2 separate regions of the Homo sapiens genome follow, and region 2 is linked to region 1. Evidence: chromatin loops called from intact Hi-C (ENCODE). Cell type or tissue: left lung. All regions are shown on one strand. Links, peaks and the distances in the headings refer to the core of each region. The heading gives the core; the rest is flanking DNA.

Evidence for each region. Peaks named below come from ENCODE experiments on the same cell type or tissue, not always from the same donor. Only the 100,000 strongest peaks of a DNase experiment are listed, where the experiment ranks them.
Region 2: it touches region 1 in a loop (3-fold over the local background); 32 of 110 quality-filtered maps call a loop at or near these places.

The regions. Positions count from the first base shown.
Region 1 is chr12:8,672,250-8,677,627 of GRCh38, reverse strand. It overlaps a transcript of RIMKLB not described here. Among named protein-coding and RNA genes, the nearest start is that of MFAP5, 12 kb to the right of the region's middle. In left lung, for the core only: no CTCF peak of the experiment used is centred there; no DNase peak of the experiment used is centred there; H3K27ac peaks cover 1,025 bases.
Region 2 is chr12:8,872,333-8,877,710 of GRCh38, reverse strand. A2ML1 (alpha-2-macroglobulin like 1) reads right to left here. Exons shown (of 36, transcript NM_144670.6): 34 at 3,184-3,286; 35 at 2,699-2,740; 36 at 924-1,653. The coding sequence ends at 2,700. Among named protein-coding and RNA genes, the nearest start is that of PHC1, 39 kb to the left of the region's middle. In left lung, for the core only: no CTCF peak of the experiment used is centred there; no DNase peak of the experiment used is centred there.

The DNA of each region.
Region 1 (5,378 bases), core at 291-5,290:
TATAGTTTTTAAGCCAGGGAATGACTTAATCAGATTAGTGCTAAAGAGATTACTCTGGCTGCTTTGTATCACAAAGATGGGGAAGTGTGGATGGGAACTGGGGGATCACTTAGGACTCTGTTAAGAGTAATGACTGAACAGAGCTGAAGCCGTGTGGAAAGAATAGAGGATGGATGGATTTGAACAATATTAAGGAGGTAGGCTCAATGGGATTTTGGTGATTAAGGGTGTGGTGTGTGTGATAAAGGGTGTGGTGTATGTGCTGGGACTCAAGTTAGGCAAAGAGAGAAACTGAGGAAAATGAGGATGATTCACACATATTTCAACTGTGTAACTTAGTAGATCATGGCACCAGTTTAGCTGAGGGTGGGGGTGCACTGTGCGGGAAGATGACAATTCTGTCCCAGACATGTTGAGCTATTAGGGATTTAGCTTGCTCAACATTTATCCACACTTTTTCCTTGAGCTTTTCCTGTACTACAGGTGGTGGAAAACGAAAAACTACATATTCAAGACTCTCCTACAGCTAGAGTTTGAATGTGATTTAGATTCCAGACTGTATACCCTAGAATGAGACTTGAATTAAAAACCAAGCTCAGTGAGAACAGCAGCAAGGAGTGAGCATCTGATTTCTTGGTGTGGACTATAGCACGGCCAGGGTGGCTCTCATGCCCGAGTGGTGACATTCCAATTTTGGAAGGTGGCCCCTAGATGGTGGAGAAGCAATAGAGTCCCTTGGTAGTCACTCCTGGGGGCTCAGACTAGAGTGTTTCTTTAGCTTTTCCCCTTCCTGAGTCGGTTTCCTGTAATTAAAGCCTGTCTGACTCAAGGTGCCTATGGGATGTTCAAACAATGATGTGCTATTGCATATTCAGACTTAGAGTTGAGGACATAGATATGTAAAAATAAATATAATTTAAAAGCTGTTGGGCTGCATGTGGTCGCTCACACCTGTAATCCTAGCACTTTGGGAAGCCGAGGCGGGTGGACCACTTGAGGCCAGGCGTTCAAGACCAGCCTGGCAAACATGGTGAAACCCCGTGTCTACTAAAAATACAAAAATTAGTCAGGTGTGGTGGTGCACACCCGTAGTCCTGGCTACTCAGGAGGCTGAGGCAGGAGAATCACTTGAACCCGGGAGGCAGAGGTTGCAGTGAGCCGAGATTATGCCACTGCACTCCAGCCTGGGCAACAGAGCAAGACTCTGTCTCAAAAAAAAAAAAAAAAAAAAAAAAAAAAAAAAAAGCTGTTGGGGGTTGAGCACAGTGGCTCACTCCTATAATCCTAGTACTTTGGGAGGCCAAGACTGGGGGATCACTCAAGCTCAGGAGCTCGAGACCAGCCCAGGTAACATGGTGAAAACCTGTCTCTACAAAAAATACAAAAAATTAGCTGAGTGTGGTGGTATACGCTTGTGGTCCCAGCTACTGGGAGAGCTGAGGTGGGAGGATAGCTTGAGCCCAGGAGGTCGAGGCTGCAGTGAGCCAAGATCACGCTACTGCACTCCAGCCTGGGTGACAAAGTGAGACCCTGTCTCAAAAAGAAAAGCTGTTGGAACCCCCCAAAACATTTAAACCTTGACAGAGATGAGATTGATCTGAGTCACATATGGCTATAGCATGTTTCTCAGATTATAGATTAACTTGTTTTCTTATTTTTCTTGTCCTGCACAATGACTAGAGAAAATTTAACGACGTCAGGGACAAAAACCTCCTGCCTTCTTAATTAATGACCTTTGTTACAGATTAACTTTTTCTTTGTTGTTCTGCCTTGCTTAGACCAGATGACAGAAAACCCATGACTATTACACTTCCGTTAAAAAAAAAAAAAAAGAAAAACAAGAAAACAACTATATGTACTCTCCCAAAAAGAAACACTTTTATAACCAATCAGTTTGCTATAACTATGTGCCAACCTTGTCTAAAAAAAGTTGTAATCCTGCTAAAGGCTCCTCTGTCTATATAAATGAACCCTTAACTTCCTGACTTCACAAAGCTGACTTCCTTCTTTTGGAGTTGATGTTTCCACTCTTTGTACCAGAATAAACTGTTTTGAAATTAGATCTTGACCCTTTTGATTATTTTAGGTGATAGATAGAGGTTAGACTGAAGCATAGATCTGGGAGAATAAACCAATAGATGGTAAATGAAGAGTTGGGAGTGGATTAAGGAGAGGGAGAAAGTACAGTAAAAAGAGAGGTGGCCGGGCCAAAACCTTGAAAACCAGCACTTAAGAGTAAACAGAAGAAGAAGAAAAAAGAAATGTAAAAGAACAGTAGAGAGGTGTTAAGAGGAAGACAAGGACTGTGATATTATAGATGTCAAGAGGAGGGGACATTTCAAAAGTAGGGACTGGTCAGCAATGACTAATGTTTCAGAAAATAAGAAAATAAGACTGAAATGTGTCTGTATTATTCAGCAACAAAGAGGTTCTTCTGTGACAGCTTTTCTTAAAATTGTGAGAAAAGGGCCAGGTGTGGTGGCTTACGCCTATAATCCCAGCATTTTGAGGCCAAAGTGGGTGGATCACCTGAGGTTGGGAGTTCAAGACCAGCCTGGCCAACATGGTGAAACCCTGTCTCTACTAAAATACAAAAATTAGCTGGGTGTGGTGGCAGGCACCTGTAATCCCGGCTACTCGGGAGGCTGAGGCAGGAGAATTGCTTGAACCCAGGAGGTGGAGGTTGCAGTGAGCCAAGATCGTGCCATTGCACTCCAGCCTGGGAGACAGAGCCAGACTCCCTCTCAAAAAAAAAAAAAAAAAAGAATTGTGACAAAAGGCTGGACGCAGTGGCTCATGACTGTAATTCTAGTACTTTGAAAGGCTGAGGTGGGCAGATCACTTGAGGTGAGGAGTTCGAGACCAGCCTGGCCAACATGGTGAAACCCCATCTCTACTAAAAACACAAAAATTAGTTGGGCATGGTGTCACATGCCTCTAATCCCAGCTACTTGGGAGGCTCAGGCAGGAGAATTGCTTGAATGTGAGAGGCAGAGGTTGCAGTGAACTGAGATATCGCCACTGCACTCCAGCCTAGGCAACAGGGCGAGACGCCGGACCCCTGGTCCCATAAAAAAGGAAAAAAAAAGGGCTGGGCGCGGTGGCTCACGCCTATAATCCCAGCACTTTGGGAGGCCGAGGCAGGCGGATCACAAGGTCAGGAGATCGAGACCATCCTGGCAAACACGGTGAAACCCCATCTCTACTAAAAATACAAAAAAATTAGCAGGGCGTGGTGGCGGGCACTTGTAGTCCCAGCTACTCGGGAGGCTGAGCCAGGAGAATGGCATGAGCCCGGGAGGTGGAGCTTGCAGTGAGCCGAGATCAGGCCACTGCACTCCAGCCTGGGCAATGGAGCGAGACTCCGTCTCAAAAAAAAAAAAAAAAGGAAAAAAAAAAAAAAAAGAATTGTGAGAAGAGGTGAGTTAGGCTTCAGGGAAAGGGCAAAATGTAAATGTTGACTATCTGACACTTAACCCTAGTCTGTTAAAACGATGAGGCTTAACTTCAGAGATGCTGTGGAGGACTAAAGATGACTGCATGTTTGTTTTTTGCCACTCTTCCCAGTAAAAGGTGGAGTTTATTTCTCTTTCCCTTAAATTGGAACCGACCCTGTGGCTTATTTGAACCAACAGAACATGGTGGGGACTTCTGAGACTGTGCCTTAGGAGATGTGATGTTTCTTCACATACTCTCTCAACCCATGATTGTGCTGTCAGAAGGCCAAGTGAGGCCGGGTGCGGTGGCTCACTCCTGTAATCCCAGCACTTTGGGAGGCCAAAGCGGGCGGATCACCTGAGGTCAGGAATTCGAGACTAGTCTGGCCAACATGGTGAAACCCCATCTCTACTAAAAAATACAAACATTAGCCAGGCATGGTGGCACGCACCTGTAGTCCCAGCTACTGGGGAGGCTAAGGTAGAAGAATTTCTTGAACCTGGGAGGCAGAGGTTGCAGTGAGCCAAGATTGTAACACTGCACTCCAGCCTGAGTGACAGAGCAAGACTCCATCTCAAAAAAAAAAAAAGAAGCTCGAGTGAGTTGAGTTGGTGGAGATACTACATGGAAGATAACTGAGGCTTCTGCCAACAACCCTATTTGGGATTCCCACTGGCAGCTAGCACCAACTAGCCATTCAGCCATCCCCGCAGCCCAGCTAACACTATGTAAAGCAGAATTCCTGCCTGATCAACACACAAAATCAAGAAAAATAATCATTATTGTTGTTTTAGTCACTAAGTTTTTGGTGTAGTTTGTTAAATAGCACCATTCAGGGAGTTGAGGAGAATGCTCTTCAAATGGAAAGGTATCAGTGATTCACGAAAACTTGTCAGTAAGGAGTATTTGAAAGACCAGCACTGTACCTCTACCTGTCACTGCTCTCAGCATAGCTCTGTCACTGTATTAGGCTGTTCTTGCATTACTCTAAAGAAATACCCGGTCAGAGGCCAGGCATGGTGGCTCAGGCCTGTAATCCCAGCACTTTGGGAGGCCAAGGCAGGTAGATCACCTGAGGTCAGGAGTTCAAGACTAGCCTGGCTAACATGGTGAAACCCTGTCTCTACTAAAAATACAAAAATTAGCTGGGCATGGTGGCGGGCACCTGTAATTCCAGCTACTCAGGAGGCTGAAGCATGAAAATCTCTTGAACCCGGGAGGTGGAGGTTGCAGTGAGTCAAGATGGCACCACTTAACTCTAAGACTGGGTAATTTATAGACAAAAGAGGTTTAATTGGCTTATGATTCCACAGGCTATACAGGAAGCATAGCGGCATCTGCTTTTGGTGAGAACTCAGGAAGCTTTTACTCATGACGGAAGGCAAAGCAAGGGCAGGCCATTCACATGGTGAAAGCAGGAGCACGGGGAGGCGGGGAGGTAGCACACTTCCAAACAACCAGATCTCATGAGAACTGATATGGTTTGGTTGTGTCCCCACCCAAATCTCACCTTCAATTGCATCTTCCAGAATTCCCATGTGTCATGGGAGGGACTCAGGGGGAGGTAATTGTATCATGGGGGGGTCATCTTTCCCATGCTATTCTCGTGGTAGTGATTAAGTCTCATGAGATCTGATGGGTTTATCGGGGGTTTCCACTTTTGCTTCTTCCTCATTCTCTCTTGCTGCTGCCATGTAAGAAGTGCCTTTCTCCTCCCGATTCTAAGGTCTCCCCAGCCATGTGAAACTGTAAGTTCAATTAAACCTCTTTTTCTTCCCAATCTTGGATATGTCTTTATCAGCAGCATGAAAATGGACTAATACAGTAAACTGGTACCAACAGAGTGGGGTATTGCTGAAAAGACGCCCGAAAATGTGGAAGCAAATTTGGAACTGGGTAACAGGCAGAGATTAGAACAGTTTGAAGGGTTCAGAAGAAGA
Region 2 (5,378 bases), core at 1-5,000, 200 kb before region 1:
TTTCTCTGCTACCTCGCCAACATCTCTTATTTTCTGACTTTAATAATAGCCATTCTAACTAGTGTGGATGGTATCTCATTGTGGTTTTGATTTTGCATTTCTCTGATGATTAGTGATGGTTAGCATTTTTTCATATGTTTATTGGCCACTTGTACTCTTCTTTTGAGAAGTGTCTGCTCATGCCCCTTGCCCACGTTTTAATGGGATTATTTGTTTTTTTCTTGTTGATTTGTTTAAGTTCCTTATAGATTCTGGATATTAGTTCTTTGCTGGAGGCAGTTTGTTAATATTTTCTCCTATTCTTTAGGCTGTCTGTTTACTCTGTTGATAGTTTCTTTTGCTGTGCAGAAGCTCTTTAGTTTAAGTAGGTCCCATCTGTCATTTTTTATTTTTGTAGAATGTACTTATTTTCCCTGACTTTTCAGTCAGAATTTGCAATCAAGGGGAGCATAATGGATCCAGTGGATACCCAGGATAAAAGGGTGTAATTGCCTAGAGAATCTTTTCTGTTAAATATCATTCATCTTACTTCCCTTATCCCTTTGCCTCCAAACCTGTTTCCAAAACAAAAGCATTCCTCTGAGGAAGTGCTTGCACGGTGATAGGTGATAGATAGCCCATGTGGGGAGAGGTTGGGAGAATCATGCAGAAGAGAAACCGAGAGAGATGGAAACGGCATTCTGGCCAGCCACTTTTCTTGTAATCCATCACTGTTTGCCCTGCAGTAGCGGGCTGGTTGAGCAGAGCCCCATAATTAAAATTCTCTATTCTAACCTGTCCTCACATCTTTAAGATGATTCTTTGAGAAGTCTGGGTTAAAAGGTTTAAGGAAGAAACCAAACTGTGAGTTTTGGGGGAAAGGATGATCATCACCTTTAAAAGAACTTTTGGTTTCCAAAGAAATATGCATAGAACTAAATGCACAGATTTTCTTTTCCATTTTTATTTTTTTAGCCAATTTCCAAAGCCCTAAATCACATTTTCCCTTAGACTGAAACTCTAGAAAAACATTATTATTATTATTATTTATTATTTTTTGAGACAGGGTCTTGCCTCATTGCCCAGGCTGGAGTGCAGTGGCACAATCTCAGCTCACTGCAACCTCCACCTCCAGTGTTGAGGCGATTCTCCTGCCTTGGCCTTCCAAGGGGCTGCGATTACAGGCCCGTGCCACCACACCAGGCTAATCTTTGTATTGTTAGTAGAGACGGGTTTTACCATGTTGGCCAGGCTGGTCTTGAACTCCTGACCTCAAGTGATCCGCCCACCTCGCAATCCCAAAGTGCTGGGATTACAGGCGTGAGCCACCGCATCCGGCCTAGGAAGACATTCTTATCTTCTCTAGTTCACCCTCTACCACCGTCTCCTCTCTGGAGAGCCCCCTGAATGGCTAAATAAAACAGCTAAACCACCTTTCTTCCCCCTATGACCCTGCCCATGCAACGCCTCCTCTGAGTGATTGTTCCTATCCCATCTCCTTGCAAAGGTAGTAGAAAGTATTATAGCTGAGGTTCAGACATATTCATTTGTTACCCATATACTAGTCAGAGAAATTAAATTATTTGATTGAATGAGTTCTGCTTCAAGCGACAGAAGAATGTTCCACCCTCCAGTAAATGTCACAGAGGACTAATTGAGTTTCCAGCTCCTATCCTGAAAAGCGAACAATCAAACAAAAAATAGAAGACACTGTGATACTCAGAAGCTCATTACATACATAGAGGATACTTGACCTCTCTATATATATACAAAAAAATCTCACAAATGCACAGTTGGATTATTAATAGTGTTATCTCACAGGTGTAGAATCAGGTAACCTTTACTTTTGTCTTAGTATTTTCATATAACAAAGATGTATCATGTAAAAATATCAGGAAAAATCAATCCATTTTCAATCTGATAGAAAAAAGTATTGTTTTAATACCAAGCATTAGCTTTTTCTTCTGTAAACTATTTTCAAGAGTTTAGGACAGGCCGGGCACAGTGGCTTACACCTGTAATCCCAGCACTTTGGGAGGCTGAAGTAGGCGGATCACCTGAGGCCAGGAGTTTGAGACCAGCCTGACCAACATGGCGAAACCCCATCTCTATTAAAAATACAAAAAAAATTAGCTGGGCGTGATGGCACGTGCCTGTCATCCCAGCTACTCAGGAGGCTGAGGCACAAGAATCGCTTGAACTTGGGAGGCAGAGGCTGCAGTGAGCTGAGATCACGCCACTGCACTGCAGCCTGGGCAACAGAGCCAGATCCTGTTTAAAAAAAAAAAAAAAGTTTAAGACAAAAAAGGAAAGCTCACTTTCTATCAACAATAGCTTCCAAAAGACAATAACAGGGCTGAGTGTGGTGGCTCATGCTTGTAATCTCAGCACTTTGGGAGGCCGAGGTGGGCAGATCACCTGAAGTCAGGAGTTCGAGACCAGCCTGGTCAACATGGTGAAACTCTGTCTCTACTAAAAATACAAAAATTAGCCAGGCATCATGGTGGGCGCCTATAATCCCAGCAACTCAGGAGGCTGAGGCAGGAGAATCGCTTGAAGCTGGGAAGTGAGCCACTCAACCTCCGCCACTGCCCTCCAGCCTGGGCAACACCGCGAGACTCTATCTCAAAAAAAGACAATGACAGTAACTCGAAAAGAGGCTCCTCTTAACTTCTGCCACCCTAACCCATAACTCCACCCATTTCTCCGCTGGACTTACCTCATTCACAGGGATCAGAATACTGAATTGTTGCCTGTTCATCTGTGAAATGAAATAAGTCATATTATTACTTTGAGGGCCTCCTATATTCAGAGGGAAAATGCTTCAGAAAAGCTACTGCTTGAGCCCCTTCCAGAGAATCTCTACAGGTTATGAGCATATTCAGAATTACAAGAAAGTTTCAATCACTAATATTTGTACATTGTGACAAACTATTAATCATACCAAAAATAATAGAAATAGCCCTTTGAGAACAATGGTTCACATTGTTCTCCGATCACATAAAATGTCTCTAGTGTACGCAACTTAAAAATGGCACACAACTGAATTAAAATATTTTAGGAGATTAGATAATTTAATTATGTGCTACTTGGCTTGGGAAGGAGTATTTGTAAAATTAAGAGAGAAGCCATGAAGAATGAGGCAGAAGTAAGTTGGGAGATGCAGGTAAGATCTCAGATCTCATTTCAGCTCAGCCCTCTCACCTGGTAGGTAGTAGTCATAGACCTTGATGGTTGCTGGTTTCAAGTTGGTGACCAGCACACTTTGGCTGATGGTGAAGGTGTAAGTCTGAGTGTTCTTAATGAGCTGTGGGGAAGACAGATGAAACAGTACCTTAGAAGTAAAATGAAAATTACACTGTATGCAATGTGGAATAAAAGACCCTTGCTGTCTTCATGTAGATTTTCTGAAGCCCCGCCAGGCACGGTGGCTCATGCCTCTAATCCCAGCACTTTGGGAGGCCGAAGTGGGTGAATCACCAGAGGTCAGGAGTTCCAGACCAGCCTGGCCAACATGGTGAAACCCCATCTCTACTAAAAATACAAAAATTAGTCGGGCATGGTGGCTGGCACCTGTAATCCCAGCTACTCAGGAGGCTGAGGCAGAAGAATCGCTTGAACCTGGGAGGCAGATGTTGCAGTGAGCCGAGATGGCGCCACTGCACTCCAGCCTGGGCGACAGAGCGAGACTCCATCTCAAATTAAAAAAAAATTTTTTTTTTAATTAAAAAAAGATTCTCTGAAACCCTCTATGTACCGCTACTGCCCTATGAGTCTTAAAGACATTGCCTCCTGCTGACTTCCTGGCTCTTTCTTCTTAGGATCTTACAGCTCTCTGGCCCTCTTGTGAACTGGTTCCCTTTGTTCATGGTCCACCCTGACCCATGGCTTCTCCACTAAATTAGTCAAAGTGGCCAGAGAAACAGAGGCTTGCATTTTACTCCAACAGTTCTATGCCCCTTACTGGTTTGCTTTCTTCAATCTGGTCCCTGAGCAAATGATACCTCCTCAAAGAGGCTTTCCTTGAACACCTTATTTAAAAAGAGTCACATCCCTGGCCTGCCCCACCAGCACTCTTTATCCCCTTATGCTGCATAGCACTTATTACTACTGAAAAAAAATGTGTGTGTATACACATATACATGTAATTTTTAAAAACCTGAATATTGTTGTCTCTCCACTAGAATATCAGCACTCTTAGGCCAGGTATCATATCTATTGTTTTCATTGCTACGTCTCCATCACTTAGAAAAGTGACTGGCATATGTTGGTTGTTCAGTAAATATTTGTTGAATAAATTAGCAAATGGAGAATCTAAGGCAATTGTATAAGTTACTTTAATATAAAAAAATAAATCCTAGCTACTTGGGAAGCTGAGGTGGAAGGATCATTTGAACCCAGGAGGTGGAGATTATAGTGAGCCAAGATCGGGCCACTGAAGTCCAGCCTGGGCAACAGAGTGAGACCCTGTCTCAAAAAAAAAAAAAAATCGTATTATAAATTTAGATATAGCGCTATTAACGCCTAATTGGAAGGGATTTCCAAAGTTCTTCAGGTATAGTGCTTCTCAAAGTGTGGTCGAGGGACCTCCCCTACTCCAGGGATCCCCGAGATTGCATCAGAATATCTGAGAGGTCAGAATTATTTTTAGAATGATATTAAGACTTTTTTTTTCCACTCTCATTCTCTTACAAATATACAGGAGATTGTTTCCTTCTGGGGAAAGTGATTTAAAAAAATAAAAAACAAAACAAGTATACAGGAGAGTTATCAGAGGCTACTTTATGTGTAATATTGCAACGGTTTGAATGTAGGAGTAAATAGGAAAATTTCATTCTCTTTGATTAAGCCAGATATTAAAGCAAAAATGCAAAACAATGTCACCATTCTTATTTTTTTGTTTTGGAAAATAGTTATTTTCTTTTTCTTTTTCTTTTTTTTTTTTTTTGAGATGGAGTCTCACTCTGTTGCCCAGGCTAGAGTATAGTGGCATGATCTCGGCTCACCGCAACCTCTGCCTGCCAGGTTCAGGCGATTCTTCTGCCTCAGCCTCTCAAGTAGCTGGGACTACCGGCACGCACAACCATGCCCAGCTAATTTTTGTGTTTTCAGTAGAGATGGATGGGGTTTCACCATATTGGCCAGGTTGATCTCGAACTCCTGATCTCGTGATCCACCCGCCTCGGCCTCCCAAAGTGCTGGGATTACAGGCATGAGCCACCACGCCTGGCCAGAAAATAGTTATTTTCACAAAAATTTTATTTATATTAAGATGTAGTGAGTTTATTATCATTTTTAAATTAATTAATAAATATTTTAAGATTGTCTCAGTTTTAATTTCTAATATGATAAAGACCAATAGTTAAAACCCACTTCACCGAAAGCTGTTTGAGGTCCTC